Regions from separate parts of the Mus musculus genome. Here regions 1 and 3 are each linked to region 2. Evidence: chromatin loops called from intact Hi-C (ENCODE). Cell type or tissue: left cerebral cortex. All regions are shown on one strand.

Region 1 (8,000 bases), 500 kb after region 2:
GCATGCATGTACAACTAGCATCCAGCATCATTCCCAGATCTGTGGCAAAAACAAGAAAAATAATCACAGCACATCAGAAGGGGAACACACTTTCTCCCTGAAGTGTCCCTCCAGCACCCTCTACTGCCACTGTTGAATATTGTGTTTTCTGGAAAAGGAGAACTGTCTAAAGTTCCATGAATCAGGTATGAGAGATTTGGAGACAAGAATAAACTGACAAATGACATATAGAATACTATAAAGATTTCACAGTTTACACAAATATTTAAACCAATAAATTGAGAAATGTGTACTATAACATAGTAGGATGCTGTTTACCAAAAAAAAAAAAAAAAAAAAATTAAAAGAGGTCTGAGGTCTGCAGATTTTGTTAATGTCAATTTCTTACTTGTGATACTGAACTATAGCTATGCAAGGGTTTCCACTGGTGAGAATTGGATACCTGCACATGAAACCTCTTTGTAATGTTGATACAATTTCCTCTAAATCTATACATTTTCAAACTAAGGATTGTTTTCTAGTTTACTCCACCAAGCAGGGGAGCACAGACTCTTAATCCCATTGGTCATAGGCAAAGGCAGATGAATCTTTGTTAGTTCAAGGCCAACCTGGTCTACACTATAAGTTCCTAGCCAACCAGGGATAGATAGTAAGACCTATTTCAAATGGCAATCCAAAACAAACAAACAAATTATCAACAATAAAATGAACTCTTAAGACATTAATCAGCATATAAGAATACATTACATAAGCCAGGCGTGGTGGCACAATCCTAGTTGTAGGCAAAGAAAAGCATAGACTGAGAGTAAAGGGCTAGAAAAAATGTGGGGGGGGGGGGGAGACGGAGACACAGAGAGAGAGAGAGAGAGAGAGAGAGAGAGAGAGAGAGAGAACACAAAATATGAGCAACAATAGCAATAATTTCAGAGAAAGTAAACATCGAGAAGATGTAAAGAGTTAATGAAGTTCATTATTGATAAAAGGGCCAAGTCAACAAGAGGCAACACATGTAACCGTGTTTTCCAAACACATAAAAGTACGCATTGTTAAATATAAAGGGAGAAGGATACTTAAGTATAGTAAATGGGTCAGACTTGAACTTTTCTATGTGGACAAATCATTTAAAAAGAAAATCCACAAGCAAACATGTAAACTGAGTCATGGAACAAAGCAATCAGACAATGAATATACTGAAAACATTTCATACAATAGCTGTTGAGTATACATTTTTATCAGCATTCAGAAGGCTGAGACAGGAGAATTCCTGTAAGTTTAAAGCTATCCTGATCTACACAGTGAGTCCCAAGTCAGGCAGTGCGACAGGAAGTGAAAGAATGTGTTTCAAAGACACAAACAAGAGAGTGATATAGGTAAAGGCAAAAAAACTTCCTGAATATGACTCTAACAGTCCAACACATACCAGCATGGATTATACATGAGACTATATAAAAATTAAATACAAATTAAATCAAAATTAAAAATGATTACCAACATAAAGAGACTGCCTACAAGCTGAGAGAAAACCTTTGCCACATATTTGTCTGGCAGGGAATAATGTACAGCACTACTGTCTTCCAAGCTCCCATCATAATGACCCAGTAAGCTCCTCTATGGTGTTCAATTGTGTTCTGACTCCAACATTCAAAGTCTTCCACATTTCTCAGAAACACAACACAGTCAGGTCTGTCACAGCAATAGCCCACTCTGATAACAGCATTGGTATTATTTACTTTTGTGACACTGTAATGAACCACCAGGACTAAGGCAACTTAAAGAACAAAGAGTTTATTTGGTCTTATGACTCTAGAGAGCTAATTCTGTGATTATGCAGTGAAGGCATTGCAGTAGTAGAGGGGAGCTGTGAGCTCATAGCTTGAACCAGAGTCACAAAGCAGAGAGAGACAACCTGAAACAACAGCAGCCCTTAAACTCTCAAAGCTAGCATCCAGTGATATACTTCCTCCAACAAACATAACCTCCCTAAACTTCCCAAACAGAACCATCAACTGGGAATCAAGTGTTCAAATGCCTGATATTATTGGAGATATCTCATTCAAAACCCACAGCTGACAACCTTCATTCTATCCCAAGACATGCTATCCTGGGAGTCACACAGAGGTGGAAGGAGAAAGCCACTTCCATGACTCTGCTGCGTACACATATTCAAACATCAGTCATACATATATGTACAAACAAAAAATTTAAAAATAAAAATTGAGAATGGCCAAGAAAAATGTAAGCAACACACAAGAAGATAACCCTAGAAACAGAACAGTGCAGTAACATCTCTTCCCTCAGGTCTTACAGCTTCATATGTCACATTTATATGTCAACATGGGTAAGTCAGGAAAGGAAAATACAACAGATATTGTGGAGACAGGGAGCAGTTCTCATTTCTCTTCTTTTAAAATATAGTACAGTACAGACAGAGTTAAATAATGTATTTCATGTTTCAAAACATTTAGCCAATAAAATTTTATATACTCCATTATCTTTTCAAAACGAAGCAGGAAAGAGAAACATGAATTTTAGTAGTAGAACGTCTCAACTCAGAATCATCCGTCTGACGACTGTCAAACCTCCATGCCTCAGCAGTGAAACATACACAATCACAGCACCTACACTCCATAGGTCACACTGCCTACAACAGCACACAGAAGAGAAGGCTTAAGTAAGATTCAACTACCTAACTATAAGACTCTGTATTTCAAGTACTGTGCTAGGAGCTGAGATAAACAAAATAGTAGTTTCTGATAAAGGGGCTGAGAGAGACAGCAGCAGTATATCAATATATGAAATATCACTATATGAGGTGCCTGTGATTGAAAAAAAATAAAGAAGTAGCTTGTTTCCTATTAAATCTGAAGTATTAAAAAAAACCTAAAAATTAGAATTCTAGATGGGTGCTGTGTGCACCTGGGATTTAATGTGTTATTCTTTCTACTTTGGAATATAATGGAGATTTCATATTTTTACCTTGATATATTTTTTAAACAAATTTTATTTTCTCTTTGACAAAAAACGCTCATATTATGTAATCTGAACTATATTCTTTCACATCAACTGTCTTTCTATTACAAATTGACTGTTAGTACCTGTGTAGATTCCAGTGTTAAGAATTCTCTTGATGAGACTGCCACCTACCGGAATAATCGAATTCTACCATTTACAGTTTATGATTTAAAGGCATTAAATACATTTGGCATAATAAGAGGCAGGTTTTGTTTCTTTTGAAAACAGGTTAAACTAAGTATTTTCAAAAATCTCCCATATCATAGATAATTTTGCCAAAGGAATAATTGTTTGATCAAAACTCAGCCTAAAGCAAGTTCAAGCCAATTCCCATATACTAAGAAAATCACCTTTGAAAAGAAGAGAAGAGGAAGAGAAGAGAAGAGAAGAGAAGAGAAGAGAAGAGAAGAGAAGAGAAGAGAAATGAAATAATTTGAATGAATTTATTAACCACTACTAATTATAACCCATAGCTAAAAGTATGAGATTATCATCAAGATAGTTATCTTATTTTACCTGTTATAGGAATCAACTCAAAATGGATAAAGGACCTTATAATTTTGAGTTATTAGGGGAAAAAAAGCAGAAAACAGTTCAACATAAAAGGATTGGCAATGACTTCCTGACTAGAACTCCATTAGCCCAGACTATAATAGCGAGGATTAACAGATGAGACTGCATACATTAAGAAGCTTCGGTAAGGGTGACAAGTACCAAAGGAAGTTTAAGCAGTTATCCGTGTGTCAAGAGATTAATTTCCAAAACATATAGAAAATAAAACCTAAAAGCCAGAACAAATAACCCAATAAGTGAATGAGCAAATGACCCAAGCAGTCCTCAAATAAAGTACAATAACCATTAAGTCCATGAGAAAATGAGCAGCAGCCTTTAAGAGTAAACACAAATAAAAACTAAACTGAGATTCCATCTTAGTCCAGGTAAAATGAATGGCTAGCACCAAGAAGACAAGAAATAAATGCTGTCAAAGATGGGAGAGTTAAGGTGCAAATTCCTCATTCACGCTTGAGGAGGGATGCAAGTTAGTATAGCCATTAGAGAAATCACTACCAGTTCCTCACAAAACTAGAAACAGAACTACCGCCCACTCCCATTGCACCACTCTAGTGTAGACTCAGAAGGAAATGAAGGGGTCAGAACAGGGATACCTGCATGCCCATGCTTACTGCAGTACTATTCATAATAACCAAGTTTTAGAGTATGCCTAGGAACCTGCACTGAATGACTGGACAAAGAAACTGTACACAGTGGAGTCGTAACTTACAGTGAGAGTAGCATAAAAGTATAAAGGGAAGTATTTGGGAAAAGGAGCAAAACAAGATGAGAGGGCATCAAGAGAAGGTGATAGAGTGGATATGACAGCAGCACGTGTACATGAACGCAATGGTATATGTGGAGCACACTAGCAAAACAGTTATCTTAAAGGTTGAGGAAATATTGCTATATTAAAATAATCATTCTGTAATAAATTTTATGTAGTCTCAAACATATATAATTTCTCTTTGTCAATGTATAAGGAAATAGAGGGCTGGAGAGATGGTTCAATGGTTAAAAGAATTAACTGTTCTTCAAGAGGACATGGGTTCAATTCCCAGTGCCTCTTCAGCCACTAAGAACCTTATAGAACACCAGTTCCAAAGGAATCCAATACCCTCTTTTGGCACCTCACACACAGCATCGACAAGGTGCAGAGACATACAATAAGCAAAACATTTCATACAGATAAAGTAAAAATAAGTAAATCTAAGAAATAGGGGATTAGGAGACGTGGCTTAGCAGTTAAGAGCACTAATTATCTTCCAAAGGACCTGGGTTCAATTCCCCAGATCCACATGACAGATCACAATATCTGTAAGCTCTAGTTTAGGTGGTCTGATACCCTCATCTGGCCTCCAGTGGTACCATACACAGGCATATATGCAGGCAAAACACCCATACTCAGAACATAAAGAATAGAGGTTGCCTGTTATGGTACCACCTGCCAGTAATGACAGCACTTATGAAGAGGAGGCAAGGAGATCAGTAAATCCAAGGTCATGTTTAACTACATACAGCTCAATATCAGTCTAGTGTACACGGGATCCTATCTCAAAGACAGATGATAGATAGATAGATAGATAGATAGATAGATAGATAGATAGATAGATAGATAGATAGATAGATAGACAGACAGACAGAAAGACTGATAGATCATGAATAGTACTTGTCTAACACTTACAAGGTCTTGGCTTCAATCTCTATCACAAAAAGAGGAGGAAGAAGGAAAAGAAATAATAAAAAAAACAATATAGTAGGTGGTGAAATATAGAATTACTTTTAAAATCAATTATCCTAACATGTATAAATCTTTGGAAAATGTCTGATAATAATAACATATAATAATTCAAAAGGTTTCTCTCAAATAATTTAAGCAGCAGAAGTTGAGATGTTGTGCTCTGGAAAAAATATATGTGCTCTAAGAAGCCTAGTGCTGACAGACACTAAAACTGAACGTTACTGAAGAGGATGAATAAAATTATTTCACAAATGTAATAGGCAAATGTAACACTCCTGTTATTAGTTTCTATTTTATTTTCAAAGTAAATGTTTAACCAAGTTAGTAAAGAAAATATAATATGGTACTCAACTACACAAACATTCATCAAGGTTACTCTATTTAAGCTAACTGAAACAGAAATGAGCCACAAATGAATGCTAAGTCAAAAAGGACATTTAACAAGGATCAGTGTTTGGGTTGTTGGAAGTTTTGGTTTGGGCTTTTTTGGTTTTGGTTTTGTTTTTTTTGTTTTTTTGTTTTTTAGTTTTTTTTTTTTTGTCTTCTTTGTAGTCTTAAAATGTCCCTTTACAAATTACTTACTTGTTATAAGTGGGGAAACATTAACAGTGAAGAAATCAGACTTATTGCTCTTGCAGAGGACCTGGGTTCAGTTCCCAGCACCCACATCACATCTCACAACCGTCTATAACTCATTCAGCTCCACAGGATCTGAAGCCTTCTTCTGGCTCCCTTGGGTACTGTACTTATATGGTGCAAGGGCACAAAGGCAGGCAAAACACCATACAAACAAAAAATGGAACCCAAAAATTTGATTAAATAGATACACACACACACACACACACACACACACACACACAAACACACATATCCTTTGGACTGTAAGGATAGCTTAATCAGTAAAGTGCTGACAGCATATATACGAGACCTGAGTTTGATTCCCAAAACCAAGGTTATAAAGCAAGTATGGTCTCTGGATAGCCATCCAGAGACCGCCCCACCTTGGGATCCATCCCATCAACAGACACTAAAACTGGACACTATTGCTTATGCCAAGATGTGCTTACAGACAGGAGCCTGGTATGGCTGTCCTCTGAGAGGCTCTGCCAGCATCTGACTAAGACAGATGCAGATACTCACAGCTAACCATGGGACTGAGCCTGGGGACCCCAATGGAAAAGTTAGGGGAAGGACTGAAGGAACTGAAGAGGATTGCAACCCCACAGGAAAACCAACAGGAACTAAACCACCAACCAAAGAGTATACATGGGTGGGTCCATGGCTCCTGCTATGTATGTACAAAGGATGGCCTCATTTGGAATCAATGGGAGAGGAGCCATGTGGAGGCTTGTTGCACCAACGTAGGATGCTAGAGGGGTGAGGCAGGAGTGTGTGGGTGGGTGGGAAGTACCCTCTTAAAGCAACAGGGAGAGGGGTGGAGAACTTCCCTTTGGAAGACCAGGAAGGGGAACAACATTTGAAATGTGAATAAATAAAATAATCAATAATTTAAAAAGCAAGTACAGTAATATGTACATTATTACAAAGCCTGGGGACATGGAGAGAAACAGATCCTTAGGGCTCAGGGGTCAGCTATCCTAGCCTAACCAACAAGCTCCAGGTCAATGAGAGACCCTGCCTCAAAGGTAGACAGCACCTGAGGATTCCGGAACAATACCTGAGACTGGGGCCTCCACACACATGCACACATGCACACATGCACATATGCACATATGCACAGAGACAAAGACACACACACACAAATACCAAATATATATCTTTAGAAGATACAAGATTAAATAACTGCTTTCCCTAGATGTAAATAAGTGTTAAACAAAAAAGGGTGGTATGAACCAAAGGGCTGAATCAGTAGGAGGAGATCTGTAAGGGCAGTAAGGGGTGAGAGGGAGGGAGGAGGGATGTTGGTGTGGTAGAAACATAAACAGTACAACAGAGATCCAATCTGAAGCACATTAGCAGTGCCAATACCAGGGTGAGGTATGATGAAAGGACAAGTACTTACCTCTCAATAGCTAATTCTTTGTTAGACAGTTGCTGAACTGTAATCACAACCTTCTTCTCTATTCCTTGCTTTATTTTGAAATAAAATTTATCTCTATCCTTAGGCACGGGACTGAAATATTTAAAAAGAACAAAAATTAGTAACAGAAAAAGGTTGTAACATTCTAAAATAAGAACCAAATAACAAGGTATTAAACCAAGAATACTATATTCTTTGAGGTTCTCATTTGTTTGCTTGTTTGTTTTTATTTGTTTTTGTTTCTCCATGTGGGTGGCCTGAAACTCAACTCTGTAGACCAGGTTGGCCTTGAACTCACAGATCCAGCTTGCCTCTGCCTCCTTTAATGCTGGGATTAAAGGCATACACCAGCACAGCACAGTGAGAACACTATATTCTTTTTTTTTTCTAAGATTTATTTATTTATTATATGTAAGTACACTGTAGCTGTCTTCAGACACTCCAGAAGAGGGAGTCAGATCTCATTACGGATGGTTGTGAGTCACCATGTGGTTGCTGGGATTTGAACTCAGGACCTCTGGAAGAGCAGTCAGTGCTCTTAACTGCTGAGCCATCTCTCCAGCCCAAGAACACTATATTCTTAAGACATATTGAATCTCACTTCATACAGATAGATAACAATTTTATAACTAGCAACATAGTTTCTAGAAATTT
Region 2 (8,000 bases):
TTTTAAGAGCTAGAGGATCAAGGAGCTTGTTGTAAGACTTTGACTCCTAGCAAGCAGAGGTTACACCCACCCAAAAACATCTCAGCGAGAAAGCCTAAACTTGAACTGAACAAAGATGACAATAGATATGCTAATGTGGACAAGGAAAGCCTAGGGTGTCACTACTCTACACAAGAACAGGCTCCAAAGAGAGGCTGAGGGCAGGAGAAAGTCTTCCCCAGAAGAGCCCAGTACCAAACGGTCAGCCCTGAGCTTACCTACTAGTAACATCACACAGACTATGTATGCAACAATGAAAAAAAAATGAGACAGAGAAACTATGAAATTGAAAGAGTGCAAATGGCAGGGATTGGAGGGAGGAAGAGGGAAATGATTTATTATATTTATATTTATTATAATTTCAAGAAATAAAAAATAATTTTAAAATATTTTAAATGCTAGATATTAGATAGTAAAAAAAAAAAAATAGCTCAAATAGCTCATTACTCTGTGGCCATTATATTATGATTTCCTAACAGTTTATAAAAAGCACAACAGTGAAACTCCGGTCTACAATCCCAAGGAAACTTGACTCTAAGATCCAAAACTGCAAAACTGTCACTCATCTTTTGAATTTAGAATCAAGATATTTCATTCAAAGTTTTTCAGTGGTTTCAAAATTCATATGGATTATCAAGTACCACTGTTGGTGAAAGTGGGTTGGTGGGACTTTACCACAGATTCTAAATATCAGCATAATAAAAAAAAATATTAAAAGCAAAGCAAGTACTTATTCCTAGGACAGAGCTTTACTTAACAAACGGAGAAAGGAAAAGGTTTTGCTTTAAACTGGAATGGGAATCTTTTTTTTGAGCTGACTCATGGCAGAATTCCCAGGCCCTCCCAGTTTTCGCTCTAATGGACTCTTTAGTAAGATACCAACTGATGCGACCTACAGGAGAACCATTGCTTGATTTTTGTATTCACAGCCCAGAAACCACTGACAGTGTAGGTTCTGACTGGGATTAGATAGAACAGTTTCCTGTCCACTTTTTCTTGCCTTCTTGGCATGCATTTGTTTTCTATACATAAACATTTATCTCCCTTTGAATCTGTTTCCCAGTTGTTAAATAGGGGCTCGGTCTGGCCTGGTGGCACATGCCTTTAGTTCTGCCACTCTGGAGGCAAGTGTATCTCAAAGACCAAGTGAGGGGTACTCAGTGAGACCTACTCCCACCCAACTGCTCAAAATGGAAGAACCCAACTCTCCTCCACAAAGACATGGAATTGGACACCAGGTACACACACAAATAGATGCACACAGCTATGAAGATGCATAGCCAATGCATGAGGTGGTACTACACCCTCATGTGGATGTTAGCATATGAACAAAAACCACCCAATAAAATAACAAATGTTAGTGAATGTGTGGAGAAATGGCACCTTTTGTGCAATTCTTGTGGAAACGGTAGCTTCCTAAGACTTTCCCTATTATTTGGCAATTACACGGACTAAAAACATGCCCACAAAACAAAACTTGTTTACAAGAAATCACAATCGGCAAGATGGAGAAACAGAAGAGTAGGAATTCCATCTGTACAATGGGACAGTATTCAACCACCCAAAGGAATGCCATACTGATACCACGACTGAACTAGAAAATCCTAAGGCTCCAGCCTAAGTAGATGGAGCACCTACAATGGATTTCTATTTAAGGAAACGAAAATAGTCTGCAACTAGGTAACACTGATGGTTGTACGACAGAAAAAGTTGAATTTCACATCTTAATATGATTGAATAAGGTGAATTTTAATCTCAGAAGAAAAACATGCCCCTATATGCATAGCTCCAAGTCTAAAGTCCCTTCTCTTTTGGAGACAATTAATGCTGCACAACTGTTAAGCCACCCTCTCCACTCTCCCAGTGAGCACGTGGTGCCTGCCTATCTTGTCGCAAGATACCCAGATGAATACTTTAACTTCCTAATTTTTATGTGTTTAAAGCCCATGATTTCTAAGTGAGGGAGAAGTTTCCGAAAAGCAAATCTTAACAGCCAATGTTTCTGTGAAAACAATATGTCAATCACATAAAACCTGTATTGGCCAAAACCCGGCAATTCAATTACTCTTGCTATGGAGACCTCGAGGATCCAAAAAGTCAAGTCATTCACATTCATTTTTTACAAATCTAAAAACACACGCCAGGCAATTTCCTAGTCGTACCTACTGCTCAATTCCCAGTAACTTTTTAAAAATTGCTTTTATACATAAAGACTGGGGGTATACCGGAACGGTAGAGAGCTTGCCTAGCGTGTGTAAGGCCTGCAGGTCCGCCACTGGCACTGCTAAATAAAAACTGAAACCATAAGCACTGTCCAGGGCGTTTAGAAATAATACAGAGAATGTATGTATAACCACCTATAAAATGAAAGCGGTGACCATGACTAGTCATGCGGGCATGGGAATTCCTTCCCATGGCCCCCGGCCCGGAGCTCAGAGCTTTGCAGGAAGGTTTCTGATCCCTGGCCAGGAACCGGGAGCCGAGAAGACCTCAGGCAATGGAGAGAGGGGACCGCCACCCGCGAGCCTACCACGAACCGCGCCAAAAATTGGGATCCAGACACACCCCCGACCTTCCAGCCGCGGCCGGGACACTCAGGCCCAGGCAGGCGGCGGCGTAGAGGCCGCGGGCCCGCGACGGGGGCAGAGCCGAGGACATCAGCCCCGGGAAAGCAGCCGCCGCCCGGCGGCGCGAGCCGGTGGGTCCAGGCCGACCCCTACCTCTTCCAAAACGGAAGCCATGCCGTCGCGCGTCAGACCCGAGGCCGGAGCTGCAGCGGTGCACCGAAGCAGACAGGAAAAGCCGAACACGCCACCCACGAGCGTCGCAGCGCCGGCAGCGAGCTCCACAGACCCGGCGCGACACGGCGGCCCGCCCTCCGCACGAGACGGCTCTGGAACCTTCGCAAGGCTCCACCGGAGCCTCCCAAGGCCCCGCCCCTCCGAGTCTAGTCCCGCCCCCAGGCTGGTTGCCTAGCAACGCTCAATTCTCGCGAGCGATCGAATGCTCAGGAGGCGTCCAGCCACTTCCTTCCGCCCCAGCGATTGAGACGTCGTTCCGCGCCGGCAGAACCGGGCTGCGCAGTCGCAGCTCGCAACCGCGGCCAGACCTAGCCCCGGAACTAACCTTCAAAGGTTTGGGGACCCGATAGGAAGTGTCTCGAGAAGGGCTGCTTCCGCTGGTGCGATGCGGAGTTGCCAGGCCGCCATCTTGTCTTCGGCAGCTCTGAGGTATCGGGAAAGAACAAAGGAGCGCCCCCAAAGAAGCACAACTACCATCAAAAAAGGACGGATTTGTTAAGGGAGGAAGGCTCCTAAGTAGAACAATGGCTTTAAGTGGGCCTTGGGTTTCTGGAGGCGTCCTGCGTCTAGCACCGTTGACGTGGCGCCATCTCGTGGGACTGTAGGAAGGTTGCACGGGCTTCCTGACTGGCTCTGGGCGCCGTGGTGGAAAGCGGCACGGTTTCAAGTGGCCGAACGCTCCATTCTCCCTTGCCTATATGAGCTCTTGATACGAAGTTTTCCACTGCCTTCGCTCTTTACTAGCGGTTTATTTTGTATTTTCAGCAGGGTTTGGATTGAGTGAATTTCCACGTAAAATGTGGAGGAATTCTTAGGACTTTGGGTTGCAGCAGCCCGGATTAGTAAACCCCCAGCGTAAAACCGTTTTTCAAATTATCTTAATTATGACAGCATAGAGACGTCCATAACACCCAGTAAACCGAGACAGAAAACAAACAGTACCCATTGGGAGGTAGAGCAATCTGCTGTCAGCTTACAGATGCTTAGGGGAGTTACTAGCATCAGCAAGTCAAGGAAAATGCTGCTACACTACACTTTATATTAATGTAACATTAAGGCATGCAACCTGTACGAACTTCTCACACAAACTTGCACAAAATGACAAGTTAGACAGGGATGTATGTCGTGTATAGTTGCAACTTAAATAAAAGTCTCAAACCACCAGTCCCATGGCCTATAGTGATAAAAATAAAAACAATCCTTTTCTGGAGTGGACAATGACAGAAAGGTGCCACCCTTTGAAGTTTATGAAAAGGTGAAATAAAAAGGAGGAGGACATGGCTACTTCTAAAGTATGGAGAAGATTTTTTTTATTATTTTTAATTTTTTTTTGTAGCTATAAGGAAGACAGGCAGAGGGAAGGGTCCAGGTCGAACATGACTGTTAGACTAAATACAACATAAGAGCAAGAGGGGCCTTGAACCTGTAAGAGTCCATGAATGGTCTAAGAATCATACCCTAGGCTCAAACAGTATGTAAACGCACAGAGTGTTTTATTCTGCAGAAGTCCAGCGGTGCTGGAGTCTCCCATTACCAGAAATAAAGAGTCAACCAAGTGAGCTTGAAGGCCTGATTTAATGCATGTTAGGAGATTCCATTTATTCCCTAGGGGATGACCTCTAACCCCATTTCTATCGACATTCCATTACTCGGGCATGGAGACTAAAAACTGTTGCTGAAGAAGTCTGGAAACTGGTGCCGACCCATTGTCCTTGCCTCAGGCCAGGTGGTGAGGCAGCTTCTGCGGACTGGCCTTACCCAGTCAAACGGTCAATTTAAAGCCTGTCATGGAGTCAGCCTAACCTTCTCAGACCAAGAGAGGCTGACTCAAACAAGAGACCTAAGTAGCAAAAATGGTTGAGTTATATAGGGACTGGTTTTGGCACAAGACACCCCAAGTCCAAATTCTCAACACAAAGATTTATTTCCTCTAGTGGGACAAGCAACAGATAGAGGCCTAGGAGAAGCAGAAAGGAGCAAGGTAGAGAGTGAAGGGCTATTTGTCCTAGAGGGACAAAGGACTGTCTCTGATTAAGAGAGGAGTCCAGGTTGGGAGAGAACAAAGGAGCATCCCCAAAGAAGCACAATTACAATAAAAAAAAAAAAAGAACAGATTTGTTAAGGGAGGAACACTGGCTTTTAAGTGGGTATTGGGTTTCTGGAGACATCCTGCTTTTAGCACCTTTGACTTGGCACCATCTCCTGGGACTGTTAGAAAGGTATCAACTGGCCCTTAGGCAGTTTATAAAAGTCAAATGCCCTGTTAGGATGAGGTGTTTCATTTTAATTGGTCATGTTTATTAGGGTGGGAAAGGGGGGCTTTTTGTTGCTGGATTTAAATACTTTGATAGCTGGACCTTGATAGCCTCAGGAAATGTTCAAAAATGGAACAGACCTTGGTGGCTGACTTTAAAAATGTGATCTAAAGGTTTTCAGTGGGCAGAGGGTATAGGGGAAAAGAGCAAGGCCTGCCAGAGCCACGTGTGCCATGCTCATGCTGGCTAGAGTCCCTTCAGGGATCAAACTGGAAGAAGGGAAACAGAAGCCCAGACTCCAGGAAAGGGAGAGGTTTAGGGTAGAGGGTTGGGTGAGGAGTGCTGGGAGGACTCACAGACACTGAGACCTAGATTTCTTAGAAACCTAACAGTATTATTATTTGATTTGGGTATAGGTTACAGTGGTATGAGCTGTAAGTATAACATTTGTGTGGTTTGGTAGTTTATACCTAAGGCCTACGAGGGAGCTTTTCAAGGTGACAAGTGTTACTATTGTGGAGATCCCATCAGAGATGACTACTCTGATGCAGTTTATAGCCAATTGAAAGTCTTTAGTCCAGCTGGGCCTACACTTGGGTATTTAGGATCCTAGTGTAGCACTGCGTGTTTGTAGTAAGGGAGGCAAAAACCATGTCGTGGTAGCTCAGAAGTTGCAAGGGGAAGTTTTGTGCAAGCTAGCATTTTAACAAAAGCTAAGTGGTGTTAGCTGGAAGGGAAGGTTTACACAAGCAGCTGGTTTACCAGAAGCTAAGAAAAGTTAGTTGGGGCATTTTGACCTTGGATTTCTAGAACAGTGTTGGGTAATCTATGGGATTTTCCATCAAGATAATCAAATTCTAATTAAACCTAAATTGACCTCAGCAAGAATGCAAGATGGAGGAACCTTTATACTATGTTGCCTTGTCATGTTACTAGTGGGCTAATGGAAATATACAAAGATCATTTGAACTCAGCAGCACAAAATAGCAAGATCCTGTAAGTTAGTGAAATGACCTAGCAGGTATATATTTTATATTTCAATTTTTAAAGTATGCAAACAATAAACAAATGACTGGAATAGGAACAAATATTTCAGTGTACTCCATGGAAGCATCACCTAATCATCTTACTTACTTAGGCCCAAGAGTCACATTGAATCTTCAATCTTAGGCCATATATCATATATATAGCAAGTCCAGCTGACTTCATCTTTAAAATGTGTAGAAACTCAAACACTTCTCATACCCTTTACTGTTACCTCTACTTTCTCCCTGGTTTAAACAATGGCATTTCTGTTGTTTCATGAGCATACTGTTTAGTGTAGTTTTCTATCTCACAAGTCTATAATTTGCTTTTTCTACTGCCTAGAATGCTTGCTCTCAAAGTCATCACATAGATCATGTCTATTCATTACTTAAAAGGAGTGAACTCCTAGGAGAGAATGAGAGAGTAAGTACACATTAGAAATTGGCTAAGCAAATCCAAAGCCTGTTAGGACAGGGAGACTGGATTGGGAGATCATAGATAGAGTGTGCCCCATGGTTTATCCACAAGAGGCTAGGAAGAACATGAGCTGAAGCTGGGCATGGAGGTGCATGCTTTTAATCCCAGCACTTGGAAGGCAGAGACAGGTAGATCTGTAGACCAGCCTGGTCTACAGAGTGAGTTTCAGGACAGCCAGCTGTCCTACACAGAAATCCTTTCTTGTATACTCCCTCTCCCCCTCCCCCCCAAAAGAGAACATGAAGTGGTTGGAACTTAATTCTTATGCAAGGATCAGCCTGTCTTGTTTTCAAGACATTACAATGGGTAGAACTATGCCTACCTTGATTATTCAAGCTCTCTCCTACATAAAGTTTAATTATGACTTCATGGCAATGCTTAGTGTTTGGTTGAACAACTAGGGAGTATAGGTGAACCAAGTTCAATTATCAAAGACTACACAGCTGACTAATCCATTTCACCCACACCAGTCTCATGCTGTTCTTTATACCTTTTTGCTACCTAAAGCTTATTAGCCTTTTTCCTGTTAGGAAAGTTTACTTACTTGGGAGTTGTAGATATTTTACTCATCTCTCCCCCATAGGAAAGTTTACTTACTTGGGAGTTGTAGATACTTTACTCATCTCTCCCCCATACAAGAAAGCCACCATGGCTTCCCTGAATGATGGGACTATGTTGGAGACTGGTACTAATGCTTTGATTAAATAAGAAATCTGTGTGCCCAAACACTAAAGGTCCTTGTCCCCAATTGGTTTTTGATCGATCAATAAAGATACCAATGGACAATGGCTGGGCACAGAGTGGGACCCTTAGAGCCACTGGCTACTTCCCCCATTGGGCCTTGGGTAGCAGGTAGAGGATTAGAAGTGCCTAGCCTTTGAGTAGCCAAGGCATTTAAAAAAATAAGCTTGTGTGTGTGTGTGTGTGTTTCATTCATGGATCCAGAGAGTTCCTGAGCAGGTGGCTGGAAGCATTCGGCCACATGGGAGCTCAAAGCGTAGCAAAAACTTATGACCACGTGACTGTAATCGAATTGTGAGCCAAATAAAAACTCTTCTTTAATTTACATGTTTTGTTTCATATCCAGTTTCAAGGATTTAGTAGCTTAGTTTTTAAACTCTCAGAATAGAGTTCTCTCATGTCTAAGATATCTCTCCAACCCCAACTTCTTTAGGAAGCATTTTTAATAGTTCAAGTCTCACATCTGAAGAGTGTCAACAAAACAAACCCAATTTGGTTTCTTTACCTGTCTACAAAGTCCCTATGTATATCATATAGAAGCAAATCATCTTAGGCGTGGTGATTCATATCTACAGTATCAACCCTGAAACAGGATTGCTGGGCGCTTGAGGACAGCCTTGATTACTGTCTTGGTGTTCTATTGCTATGAAGAGACACCATG
Region 3 (8,000 bases), 160 kb after region 2:
CCAAGAGCAGAGAGTATTTTAATTTTATGATCCTTTGTGCCAGTGAGTTCAGCAGGCTGAATTCAATTATTTGTTCATATAATGGCTCTGGGTTTCTCTATCTCTATCCTAGTCAACCAGAGACATTTTTTTTAATTGGGGCAATCTTATATGTATAGCCTTTAAATAATTTCACTAGAAGCTTTCTTTTCACTGTCATATAAAAGCAACACTTGTGAAACAGGTTGATTTTACTACAGTCTCAGAATTTCCTGCTGTACAAGATGAAAAGGCAGAGAATTTTGACTGAGAGTTACTAGGTGTATCATGTGAGACATAAAGTCTCTTTTTTTATAGAGTATCTGTAAGATTTAAAACATGCACACACACCATAGCTTAAGGTTGCAAACACTAGCTCCACAGGAAGACAGACGCAACTGTGGTTCTGTTGTATAACTTGCCTAGATGGACCTATGCCTTGAGCCAGTTGAGACCATACACTAACTCATGAAACTCCACTCCAACAGTACTAAGACTGCTAGAATCAAGGGCTAGCTATTATTCTATGCGAAAGGCACAAGCACTGCCATCATACATACTAAGTACCTGAAACAGTCAAGGGTACAGACTGGATACAGAATGGTGACTGGGAAGGCAGAGGAGCAAGACCTACACATCTCTGCTGGGGACAATGAAGAAGACTGGGGATAACTGCTAGCATTGTATGGGAATGGGAATGCCATCAAGAGAGAAACTGCACACAGGAAAATCATTAAAATGGTGAATCTTAGGTTGTATTAAATGTAAGATCAGGAAGATCATTTCAAAAGTGCTTGACACAGAATCTAGTACACTTCAGGTACTTAGTAGGAAACAGGGCCCTTGCAATTATTTGTAACAACTGCATAAAAGGCATTTAGGTGCACCTCACAAACTGTAAATGCTGGAATGTACACCATCATTACACAATTAGGACTTTGGTTAAAGACTGACAGTGATCAATAAGCTGTCATGACCCTCTTTATCTGTGTGGATTACTAGCATTACTTTTCAATAGGCAATAGACTAAGTGATGCAACCAACAATCTGATGACTCACTTTGAGAATCAATTGATATCACAATAGTACAAGTCAAATAAAATTATATAACAGAGGTCAGCTGTTCTCTGAATAGCTTCAACATATTCTCTCTCTCTCTCTCTCTCTCTCTCTCTCTCTCTCTCTCTCTCTCTCTCTGTGAATGTGTGAATATGTGTGTGTGTGTAAATAAGATAGAGTAAGCATAGTGCATGTGTGCATTAGAAATCTACAGCACACTGGTTACGTTCAAACATGCTTTTAAATGGGATTTCTAGGTGGCTTATACACATTCACAACCCCAGTTCCAGGAGATCCAGGGCCATTTTCTGGATTCCATGGACCATGTATACGTGCAGTGCACAGACATATGTGTAGCCAAAGCACTCACACACATAAATAAAAAAATTTGAAAAAAATCTAGTTTCAGATGAAAAGCACAAATTGACAGCAGCAGTATAAAGACCTCAGCACCTCACAGCAAAGGATCCAGCCTGGCCAGCTTCCCTAACAACTTATTTTATTCTTATATATTTTACTTAGCTGAGTTTACAGAGTAGCAGTTTGCACAGGTGGTTTTCATACTCCCCGTGGTTGATGCTCTCCCTCGTTGTCTCCCCTTCCCTGCTGCACTCTTGCCCCCCCCCCCCCCGCCTCCCTGCTCATGCCTGCTTCCACTTTGTTCTGTTGCTTTCCTTGTGTTCTCTCTTAAATCCTCTCTCTCACTTTCCCCACTCTAAGACTCCTTTCTATTTCTTGGCCTCCATTGTCCTGAACACATATATCTAACAGATGGAGGTTAAGATTGTCATGTATGAGAGAACACAGAGTATTTGTCTTTGTGAATCTGGGTTCTCTAACTTAACACAGTATTTTCCAGTTCCATTAATTTTTCAAAAATTTTCATAAGTCCAGTTTCTTTTTTTTTTTTTTTTTTTTGGTTTTTCGAGACAGGATTTCTGTATAGCCCTGGCTGTCCTGGAGCTCACTTTGTAGACCAGGCTGGCCTCAGACTAAGAAATCTGCCTACCTCTGCCTCCCAAGTGCTGGGATTAAAGGCATGGGCCACCACTGCCGGGCCCAATCCAGTTTCCTTTAAGGCAGAATAAAACTCCATTGTATTTATAACATTTTCATAATCAATTTTGTCCATGTGCATCTAGCCCAATTTCATCTCCTTGCTACAGTGAAGGCAGCAAGGATGAGCACATATCTCTGTAATAGGATGTGGAGTCCTTTGAGCACATGCCCAGGAGTGCTACAGCTGGGTCATCTAACAGTTTTATTTTTAGTTTTTTGTTTTGTTTTTTTAAGATTTACTTATTTCATGTATGTAAGTACACTGTCGCTGTCTTCAGACACACCAGAAGAGGGCATCAGATCCCATTACAGATGGTTGTGAGCTACCATGGGGTTGTTGGGAATTGAATTCAGGACCTCTGGAAGAGCAATCAGTACTCTTAACCACTGAGCCATCTCTCCAATCCTATTTTTGGTTTTTTTTTCAGATCCCTTCACACTGATAGCCGTAACAGCTACAACAGTGGACTATAGGTTACTATTTCCCCATATCCCCATATTACTTGTTCCTGTTTTTTAAATATTTTGCATTATTTTATGAATGTTTTGCTTGTATGCATGTCTGTGCTGAATGTGCATGCCTGTGGAAATCAGAAGAGGGAGTTGGATCCCCTGGAACTGGTTAAAGATGGCTATGAATCACAGTTTATGTACTGGGAATTGAACCTGAATCTTCTGGAAGAGCAGCCACTGTTCTAACTGCTGAGCCAGCTCTCCAGCCCTTCATTTGTTTTTCTTAATGATGGCCAATCTGAGCTGAATGTTATCTCAAAGTAGTTTTAATTTTAATTTCTCTGATGGCTAGAGATGCTGAATATTTATACACTATTTGAATGTCTTCTTTTGTGAACATTTGCATGTTGTTATTCCTGTCTAAAAGTCTCTGTTTAGTTTACTTATGATCTTTAATTAAAAAAAAAATCTTTCCTGGTATTCCCAGAATAAAGCTGGCAACCTGTCTTTAGGTTGCCAACCTTATACCTATATTTACTTTTTTTTTTTTTTTTTTTTTTGAGACTAGGTGGCCCTGGTGGCCTGTAACTCACTATGGAGATCAGGTTGGAGTGAAGCTCTGCCCACCTCTGCCTCCTGAGTGCTGGGATTAAAGGAGTGTGGCACTGTGACTGGCCCACAAGTTCCCTAAAAGACAGGACAACTATAATTGTACACTCACCACCTTCTTCCACTACAACTACAACAACTTCACAACACCAGATCTTAGCCCTTACCTCACCATACACTGCTAACCTAGGACTTGAACAAAATAGGAGCTTTCAGAATGTCTGTTGAATACCTGAGGCAACCTACTCTGATAGGCTTCTTGAAAGTGAGGCAGAGAAGACAGGACCAAGAACATATGTGGGTAGTTGACCATGGAACGAATGCTGAACATATCCACACTAACAGGCAGAATGGTACACAGAAGTGGAAGATAAAGACGAAAGGTTTTTTAAGTAGGGGGTTGAAAGCTTGAATGAATTTATGCTTAGAATTTACTTTACTCACAAAAGTGGGGCAGGGAGGTTTGAGTCTGTCTCTGCCAAATGATCTCATATTTCTTAAGGTACACTGAGATCAAATGAATTACTGGCTGCTTGAAACAAGGTCAGGCTTACTAAAAGCTCCCCTTGATTCCGGGCACTTTGGATGCCTGATGAGAACTAAACAAGGAACGATTGCCTCAGTACACTTAAAGTTAGATGGCACGCACTGTGATGCCGGCTTCCCTAATACTGATCCCTACTTCACAGCATGCATTACTTCTGAAACAAAGTTACCTGAGAATTCTACAGTAACTACAAGCTCTATCTGTATTTGTTCGTTTGTTTTTAGCATGAATCTATCATAAAGACGGAGGGTACATTAGATTAAAATATAAAGTACTTAAAATACAGAGAGATGTTGAATGCGGAAGACACAAACTAGAGGAGGTAAGCAGTGCTGTAGTTAAACCATTTCCATGGCTATGCATGCATAGAGCCCTGCTGCCACCAGCAGGAGAGCAGCCGTTCCTTCAGCAAAGGAAAAAACAATCAAAAAACCTGAGCTGCAAGCAAAAGCCACTGCAGTTTCCTCTCCAACCCAGGGCTTTCCAATCTAACTAAAACACTGAAGAAAATACAACCAAATCTTCAATTTTTCTTATGCCACCATATCTGAGCACAGAAACAAGAACTCTGAATTCTAAAGTACTTCTTCAAATGCCAAGGAGATGAAAAATTCACTGCCAGTTTTAGCATGTGTGCCTCTCCTAACACATATGGTATTCAAGCAAGGTTTTACAATGCAGGCGAACATCTGCAACACGTTAGTCCTTCTCAAGGGCAGCAGGATGGGAAGTGGGAATTATCTTTTGGTAGGTCAAAGGAATACTGAACTCATCAGTCTGGTGCTAAACAACTTGTGTGTGTGTGTGTGTGTGTGTGTGTGTGTGTGTGTGTGTGTGTGTGTGTATGATGTGTCCCTGTACTTCTCACAAACAGCTCCTAATTCTGTAACTGTTGGCACTCTAGTAAGTCCATTTCTTTATTTCTCCTTTGGCCATATAAAGACACTAACAGAGGATGGGTTATGCCTTATTCTTGTATCCAGAATGACCCTTCAAAACATGTATGCCAGGGGCTGGAGAGGTGACTTGGCTGTTAAGAGCACTGACTGCTCTTCCAGTGGTTTCCAGTTCAAATCCCAGAAACCACATGGTGGCTCACAACCATCTGTAATGAGATCTGATGCCCTCTTCTGGTGAGGCTGAAGACAGCTACAGTGCACTTATATATAATAAATAAATAAATCTTAAAAAAAAAAAAAAAGTGTATGCCAGAGGCCTGGTCCTCAGAGAGCAGTATCTTTTAAGAGATAGAACCTACTGGAATATTTAGGACACCAAGGATAGGCTGCTGAAGCAGACTGGGGTCCCGCTCCCTGTACTCTCCTGTTCTTTCCCGCTCTGATGCTAGCAGTTTTGCTGATAAAGGCTCTGGCTGTGATGTGGTGCTGCCTCACCACAGGCTCAAAAGCAACAGGACCAATCAGTTATGGACTAGTACACATTAGGATCAAAACTAAATAGTTTCTCTTTATAATCATCCCAGTATTTGTTACAATGCCTGAAGGCTGGCCGACAGAGAATTGTTTCTAAGAAGTAGGGTCATTACCATTACTATATGATGGACAATGGGCGATTACTTTGCAGGAGGAATATGGACAAGTTTGGAGGATCTAGAGAGAGCTTAGAATGATGTAAGCAGAGCTTAATGAGTCATTCAAGTGAGGGCTTAGAAGACCAGAAAACTGATAGGAATGTGGGCAGCAAAGGCTACATCAAACGGGAATGGGGATTCTGTTGAAAATTAGGTAGAGACCACACTTAGCTCCACTTTGTCCATATCCTCCTACTCTGTGGGAGACAGGCCGTAAGGTTATTGTGGTTTGGATATGAAGTATCCCCCACAAAAGGCTCACGTGGAAGCCTTCATTTCACGTGGTACATGTAATCATTGAGAGAGACTGGAACACATGGCTCTGACCTAGTTAATGGATCAATCATTATATATATAACTTGAAGGCACTATTTGATTGTCATCACTGAGAGAACAGAAACAGATTCATATGCTCCCCTCAGCAGTAAGAGCTCCCCTAAGCTTTAGGGGTGTCAACTCAAGCCAAACCAGAATTGTAGTACCAACACTAAAAAAATAATTTCGGGATTAGCCACTTTACAACTAAGCAGAGTGTTGGGAGCTATTAAGACAACACTATTGTCCTGATCTCTGAATTGGGCCTCTCCCCACAAGAAGAAAAGGGGGTCAAAAGCTGGCCACCGACGCACCGCTCCGAGAACAACCACAGATTGTTCCAGCCCTAAGTCAGCGCTGGATGTCCTGACCTCAAGATGTACCCTGATACTGCCAAGTTCCTGCTTCCCCGTGTAGTCGCCAAAAGAAAAATTTCCGCTGCCCCATCCCTCCTGCTGAGAAGTACTTCCCCTTTTGCTTGTGCATTTAAACCTTGAGCCTTGCTAATACATTGGGACTTTGATGCTACTCAGACTGCTTCCATGTGTCGTTCATTGCACAAGGTTCTAGTCTCTCTCTACACCCCATTTGGTTCTTAGGAGAAGGTCCCCTCGAGACGCTCGAATAACTGGACCTGCTGGACGGGTCAGCAGAGTAGGAGACCTATTAGAGGTATTTTAATATAGTCTTACGCAGGAGGGTCAGGAGGGAAAGCCGGGAAATACAGTGAATAGCATGGGTGTGGGCTTGCTGGAGAGAGGTGAAGAAAGCAAATCATACTCAAATGTGATACAGGCTCCTCAAGAGACAGCCACAGTTAATCAGTTAGAAATAGTCATCGACACCTAATTAGTCATTAGGAGGCTCTTAAGTATATCTCAGAAAGCCTGGTAAGAAATCCTTCCTTTGCTCTCTTCCAACAAGTGAGATTCCAGGGTTGCTCAGGAGACACCTTCACGGAGCTCTGGCAGGTTTAGAGCTGGGAAGGGCTGTAAGCGCTGGTTACTGCGCTGGAATCCTTGCCACTTTTGCTGGTGGGGGCTTCAGGTGGACTCTGCGGGAGGGGCTTCTTCCCCTTCTCCTGTCACCAAGACTTTCTATCCTGCCTCAGAGGGCTGTGGAAACTCTCAGCAGCGAGGCCTGCTGAAAAAGTAGACTGGTTGGGGCTGTAGCCCTGGCTGGACCCTTTTCTGTCTTTCACTGCTTTCTGGCCATTCCTAGATGAGAAACCTTTGCCATGTGTTTAGGCCACAATTAAGTTGTAACTCACCTCCGTCTCAAAGCAATTATGCAACCAACCTTGGAGGAAATTTCTAAGTTTTTCTTACTTATTTTTTATTTGTGGAGGGCAACTTGTATGTATACTACAGTAGGTTTATAGAGGTCACAGAACAACTTGCTACAGTTGGTTTTTCCTTCTACCATATGGTTCCCAGGGGTCAAACTCAGGTCATCATGCTTGGTGGCAATCAACTGTTGTGTCTTCCTAAATTCTGCCCTTAAAAAAATAATTCCTCTCAAATATTTACCACAAAAAAGCTAGTTATCACCAAAGGAATGAAGAGTGTCCTTAAAGAGGGACCTTCAAGGCTACAAGGCGTCCAGACTGCTAATTCAGCATTTACAGTGCTAATTGGGAGACAGAAAGGAGAGGAGTAAAACTTTTTTTTTTTTTAATTTGCAGTTCAGTTAGAAATAGAACATATGTGTAAAGTAGCTTGGAGCAAGGGGAATTACTATAACATAAAAAAGCCAAGGGATAGCTGTGTACACAAGAGGATAGCTGTCCCAAGAGCATCTCAACACTCTACAGGACAATCCTCTCTGTCACAGGCTCACAGATGTGCCACACCTCTAAAGGGAAGTTTAAAGTTCTGGGGAGTAGTTATTGCTCCATAAGATTCAGAGACAATATATTTTTATATTTAGGATTTTAGTTACAGAAAAATCTAAGAAAGAGAAATTTATTTGCTTCAAGATTTTTATTTTCAAAACCTCCAAGAGATGTTTTGTCAACAATTTAATGTTACACATGTTACTGAGATATTTTATAATTCTCAAAGCCAAGGTATTGTAGAACTTTAAAAACTATACCTTCTTAAAAAACAAAGAAGGGGAGAAATTATATCCCCGTGCACATTATTTAAATCACATTTTTATTTTTAAAAACTAGACATAATCATGTCTAGGTCAGATGAAAATGATCCACTTATTGGCACATGCCATGATCCTGTTGAGATACTTAATATGGGGGGAAGGGGGCAAAGTTTCTGTTTTTTTCCACAGAATGCTATAAGAGCATGCTAGCTTCCAATGTGACAGGCTGACCTGTGACCTGTGAGTGCCCTG

What was found. Hi-C counts contacts between places; a loop is a spot of excess contacts. Peaks named below come from ENCODE experiments on the same cell type or tissue, not always from the same donor. Only the 100,000 strongest peaks of a DNase experiment are listed, where the experiment ranks them.
Region 1: a loop joins it to region 2, with 3 times the contacts of the local background. A loop is called at or near these places in 5 of 42 quality-filtered maps.
Region 3: a loop joins it to region 2, with 4 times the contacts of the local background. A loop is called at or near these places in 8 of 42 quality-filtered maps.

The regions. Positions count from the first base shown.
Region 1 is chr1:160,714,805-160,722,804 of GRCm38, forward strand. It overlaps Rabgap1l (RAB GTPase activating protein 1-like), which reads right to left. Exons shown (of 21, transcript NM_013862.5): 7 at 7,329-7,439. Among named protein-coding and RNA genes, the nearest start is that of Gm37083, 73 kb to the right of the region's middle. In left cerebral cortex, CTCF peaks have their summits at 120 (motif pointing left) and 3,152 (motif pointing left); DNase peaks (open chromatin) are centred at 97 and 3,144.
Region 2 is chr1:160,209,888-160,217,887 of GRCm38, forward strand. It overlaps Cacybp (calcyclin binding protein), which reads right to left and starts at 3,005. Exons shown (of 6, transcript NM_009786.2): 1 at 2,760-3,005. The coding sequence starts at 2,780. In left cerebral cortex, a CTCF peak has its summit at 3,428 (motif pointing left); DNase peaks (open chromatin) are centred at 880, 2,096, 2,570 and 3,080; H3K4me3 peaks cover 3,149 bases; H3K27ac peaks cover 1,993 bases.
Region 3 is chr1:160,373,694-160,381,693 of GRCm38, forward strand. The region is part of intron 18 of Rabgap1l (RAB GTPase activating protein 1-like); the gene reads right to left. Among named protein-coding and RNA genes, the nearest start is that of Mir1927, 82 kb to the left of the region's middle. In left cerebral cortex, CTCF peaks have their summits at 2,428 (motif pointing right), 4,130 (motif pointing left) and 4,878 (motif pointing left); DNase peaks (open chromatin) are centred at 4,135, 4,898 and 5,060.